Linked DNA regions of Mus musculus: region 1 is linked to region 2. A link is a loop called in an ENCODE intact Hi-C map of the cell type or tissue named here. Cell type or tissue: left cerebral cortex. All regions are shown on one strand.

What was found. Hi-C counts contacts between places; a loop is a spot of excess contacts. Peaks named below come from ENCODE experiments on the same cell type or tissue, not always from the same donor. Only the 100,000 strongest peaks of a DNase experiment are listed, where the experiment ranks them.
Region 1: it touches region 2 in a loop (3-fold over the local background); 3 of 42 quality-filtered maps call a loop at or near these places.

What each region holds. Positions count from the first base shown.
Region 1 is chr1:165,999,387-166,001,886 of GRCm38, reverse strand. All of the region lies in intron 1 of Pou2f1 (POU domain, class 2, transcription factor 1), which reads left to right. Among named protein-coding and RNA genes, the nearest start is that of Pou2f1, 2.0 kb to the left of the region's middle. In left cerebral cortex, no CTCF peak of the experiment used is centred here; DNase peaks (open chromatin) are centred at 624 and 1,271; H3K4me3 peaks cover 1,454 bases; H3K27ac peaks cover 1,393 bases.
Region 2 is chr1:165,933,475-165,935,974 of GRCm38, reverse strand. All of the region lies in intron 1 of Pou2f1 (POU domain, class 2, transcription factor 1), which reads left to right. Among named protein-coding and RNA genes, the nearest start is that of Pou2f1, 68 kb to the left of the region's middle. In left cerebral cortex, no CTCF peak of the experiment used is centred here; DNase peaks (open chromatin) are centred at 738 and 1,256; H3K4me3 peaks cover 1,494 bases; H3K27ac peaks cover 1,761 bases.

The DNA of each region.
Region 1 (2,500 bases), 66 kb before region 2:
CCGAGCCCGGGGGTCACGGCCCGGGGCCCCTCAGCCGCGCCCTGCTCGTGCCCGGGGCAGCGGCCTGACCCCAGCCAGTCCGTGTCTCTGGTTAGGGGCAGCGTGGCGTGGGCCCTGTGAGCTGGCCTTCGGGTTGTGAGCTCGCTCTGGGGTCCCCCGGACCCTTTGGAGGCTGGGCTAGGTGGGAGGAACCCTCGGGGAAGTTCCCCTCCGTGGAAATGGCTTCGGTTGTCCGTGTGTCCCGGGCCCTCACCCAGAGGTCCGCGCTGCTGTGGGTCGCGCGGGACAGTTGGGTTGGAGGTGCTCGCGGGGTCTGGTAGCTCCTCCGCGCACATCCCCCCCCCCCCACGCGCTGGTAGCCTTGGGGACCCTCTCGCTCTGAGGCCTCGGAGCTCTCGGAGGTCACCCGAGAACTGGACCGTAAAGGATTGCCCTCCTGCCCTCAAAGGGCTGGCCTGACAAGTTGATCATATTCTAGATTTCTCCTGTACTGCGGGGAGCGGGGGTGGTGGCTAGACACGGAGATCCCCCTCCCTGACTGTGTGTGGTAGTGCTTTCTAGCTGCGTGCTGGGTCTTCTCTACTTGCTTCTCATTTGAATAATGTCTAATTCAGGGAGGTTTATATTCTTGAAATGGCCGCCTGGCTTTCCCCGCCTCTCATGTTTAGTAATTCAGACCTTTAATAACAGCCACTCACAGCCCAACGCCGTGTTTATATTTTACATTCGCCCCATGTGCTTTTGTGGTTCGATATGATTCTTTTTTTTTTTTTTTCCTTCTCCTCCTCCTTGGCAATCCACAGGACTCTGAGATCAAACCCAGTCTGTGCTGGGAAGACAAGGAGAGAACTAGGCCTGGACTGCCCTAGTTGCCTAGGCCCTGTTCTCTGCTGCTTGATTTATTTACTAATAACCAAAATGACTCCCCCATCAACTGCCACTCGAGTCCCCTCCTCCGCAGGCAAAACACATCCTCTTGGGGACCTTCCAGCATAAAAACAGCTCCGAGCTAAGCATCAGCTCTGAGGTTGGCTTGTTTTCTTCTAAAAGGAGTTTATCTTTCAGTTCATAGTATGTGGACCTTATTTCCAATTTACAGAGGCTTCTGTGAGCTACTGGTTTAGTACAAATACAGGACTTTGTTGTGGGAATAGTCACTCTCTTCCTGAGTTAACTCGGTCAGGCTATGTAAAGATTTGTAGTATTTGTAAAACCGGCAGACTTCCCTTTCAGGAGTGATGGAGTAGCGAGGTATTTTAGAAAGTCCGGCTGACAACACTTGGATACTCTCTCAGCAGGGCTGCTTTTCCAGTTTCTGCACCAACTTGAAGGGAGGCCGGCATTCTTGTGCTGTTACTGACATAGACCTGCCTGTTTTAATTGCAGCAGTATGGAAAACAGAAATGGGGTTATGTTTTCCTTGGTCATGGTTAAATGAGTGAAAATAGAAGATAAACAGAGGCATTGTGTCCACTCTGATCTTGGAACTTGCTTAGCCTGCTGGCCTCTTGCTTTAAGGTGTCAGAATTGATTTTTGTTTTTTCTAGGCTTAGGACATTTGGCCTATGAGAGCCAATTAACTTTTACTGTTTAGAGAAAACAGTAATTTTGATTTCTGGTCTCTCCTGTAAGTTTTGTTTTAAAAGGATAAAAGGGTGGTGCTTTCTGGGGGGTGTTTGAGGTACCTTGTTAATGGCTAAGTCCTGGTGATTACATTAAACCATCATGGGGAATATATGAAGACATTAGACTTCAGTTAATTTGTAACAAAATTTCAGATTTAGGTGAGGAACTGCAGGCTAATTTAAAATAACTACTTCTCACAATTTTTATTTTTCCTTCTTTCACATCCAAGTAGGTAGGCCCTGAATGCAATAGAGGGTAAAGGTTTCCTGAGAATGCTCAGGTAAACAACCGATTCAGCACTGAAACAGGAGGTTGGATGGACAAAAAGCAGTAATATGGTTTCATGCCTTAAATAGCATATGTTTTTGCACCCAGTTCCCAAGAAGTGGTCAGACTGATGATGTCATTGGACAGAGGACAAGGTGCAGTTACTGTGATTTATTGTCCTGAGGTGAAGTATAGCAATGGAACTTCTCATAGGGAAACCATTTATCTCTGGACAATTTCCTTTATAGCTGCAGTTTAACCACTACTGGGGCTCTAGGTATTTTATCCAAAATGCACACTGTACTTTACAAACAAAGCTCACTGTTACAGTTTTTGTCATACAGAAAAAAATATGGGTATTGTGAGCTGGCCTTTTATTTCAGTTGGCTGTCCTTGCCATAGTAAAAAATCACTTCCGATGGGGAGTTTGGATTTAAATGAGGATACTTGTGCTACATACACCTGCTTATTTTATGTGGGGTTTGTTGTTATTGCTGTTTATAATCTTTCTCTTACAAGAAACTACTTCTGAATCCCAGTATGGCCCAGGCTTGTGGAGTGTTCTGGAGCCTATTTTAATGACTAAAACGGAGTTGAAGAAAATGAG
Region 2 (2,500 bases):
AAAAATAGTTATTTGGCATTTCCGTGGCCCATTTGAGGACGATGCACATTCTAAGTAAGAAACTGTCTTCCTCGAGAGTCTGATGTTGATGGGAGCATGTTGTATAATAGGCAGCAGTCAGCTAATCTTCTGTTAATTTGGTAGTATAAAAAGATTCACATATAATGAATATCTGCTCTCAAAGATGCTTTTGTACACTCTTGCCTGCTTCTGCATTTATACAGTTGTCTTGTTTTAAGTAGGACTTTCTCTTGACGGTGTGCGTTAATAACTGGAAAATTCCCTATCAGTAGACTAGCACCATCTTGACAAGCCTGTGTTCTGCTCCTACCTTGCTAATTGTTTCCTTGGGATTATTTGGATTGTGTAGAAAGCCTTTTGCAAATCCTCTTATTACTGAAGTCATTGTTGCCAGCAGGAATAAGATTAAAGGTGCTTAAGTCTGTAGAGTTGTTTCTAATTTGTCCATGTCATTTCAGTGGCATTTTAACAGAACTCTGCCTCTTGCCCCTCCCTTCTCCCCTGGTACTATCTCAAGTTAGGTCCAAGATGCCAGGCCATTGGAAGAAATCTCATTTTATCCTCCTAATTATTATGCTGGCACTCAGGAGATAATTTTTCCCTTCATGCACTGCCAATTAATATGCAAATGTGCTGATAAATATTTATGTATTCATTTAAATTATGCAGGGAGTGCTTTCAGTGTATTCTGTAAATGAATTGTTCCTGGACTTCAAAGTGCTGGCTGCTGTGCTAACGAGGAGAGATTTGCATAAGGCCCTAATCACACGCATACTGATTAAGCTTCATTATGGAAACTGCCAGCTGCAATCTTTGTTTCTATTTTATTACAAAAAGAGGAACTTTTCATGCTTCAGTTGCCTTGACAATGTCAGTCCTCGCTGGTAGAAGAGACTAAAACTCCTCAGAGCAACTGAAGTTTCCTTATTCAGTTGAAGATTGCTATGGTGTAACTGAAGTTGTAGTTTGCTTCTCTTGTTAATTCACTTTCCACTCTTCCCACCCTTGTTCTCTTAAGAACATAGTACAGATTTGTTAGAAATAGTAGTTTTTCCCCCTCCCCAAACGCTACCTGTTCCTTCTTGCTTTGGACTGTCTGCACCTCTTGAAGATTTTACAGCCATGCTGGACTGCAGTGACTGTGTTCTAGGTGGGTACCAGCACAGTTCTGTTTTACAGCGTTAATATGGAAATAGCATGTGTGGGATTGACTATGCATAAACGCTCAATCATATATGCGACCAACATGGGGGAGGGGAGGGCTTGAACAGAGAAGGAGGAAAGCATTTGCAAGGCAACAGCATGCTTGAGTTTGCTGTAGGTCCCTCCTTAGGACCAGCTCTTCTGGTTCAGAGTGTATTTTCAGCAAATAATGTATTTGAATTTGCCTTGCATGGAGGAAATTTTTGCTTTTGGGAAATTTCCAGCTCTTCAAGTGTATTTTCAGCAAATAGTGTATTTGAATTTGTCTTGCATGGAGGAAATTTTTGCTTTTTGGAAATTTCTATAGAAAGTAGTATATATAATTTAAAATACATTTTAAATCAGAAACAAAATAAATGCTATATCAAAATAATATATACATATTAATAAAATAGTTTACCTATCTAATAAGAATCCCTCATACAAAACCAAAAATCCTAAATGAAAAATTAAGGTGGTTCATGGTACAGAATTAATATTATAACTACTACTATTGTGGGAAATTACAGAGGTTCCTGATCAGTTTACAAAGTTACTGGCCATTCTCAAAATTTGTCACTTTGATTTCTTAAATCCAGCTTTATCTTAGGAAATTACAGTTTTATGTGTTTTTGCAAGGCTGTTAATAGTAAGTTTCCTACAGACCCAGGAGCCTTTGGGAGGTAGAGGCTCTGCTTGAGTAAGTGAAGCGTTTTGGGTGACTAAAGATGGGTCGAATAAATCATGGCTTAGATAAGTCATGCCGCACGGTGGCCATATTTTGTGAGGCCTTCCTCTGTTTACATGAGGATGACTGCAGCCTTTTTAAGTCGTCTGATACAAAGTACAAGAATTGGATATCTTAAACTTAGAACTTCAGCAGATGAGTTTTATTTCCTGTGTGTTATTTTCTATTTTGGAAATTAAAGCAGTTAATGAAAAAGTAAATTGGTACATCCAAAATATCTGAATTCTTATACAGAAAACATGGTTAAACTCAAGTTAACCATATACTTGTCCATCAGAGTGAAAACTGCTATGTCAGGGGTGCACATGATACAAACAACAAACTGATGTTAGAAGTTCAGCCCAGCAGTAATTTATAGACTGCAAATTAGACTCATGATCAGTTAAGTGACACATGCTTCTGTTTTTTCTATTACTAATAAACAAAAGTATCAGTGAATAACTACTTGTATATTTTCTTCTAACTTACCAAGTTTGAAATTCCAGAAATGAAAGAAAAATGTCTTTTCAGCTATATTTACCATTTATTTTTGAATATCAGAAATTAAAT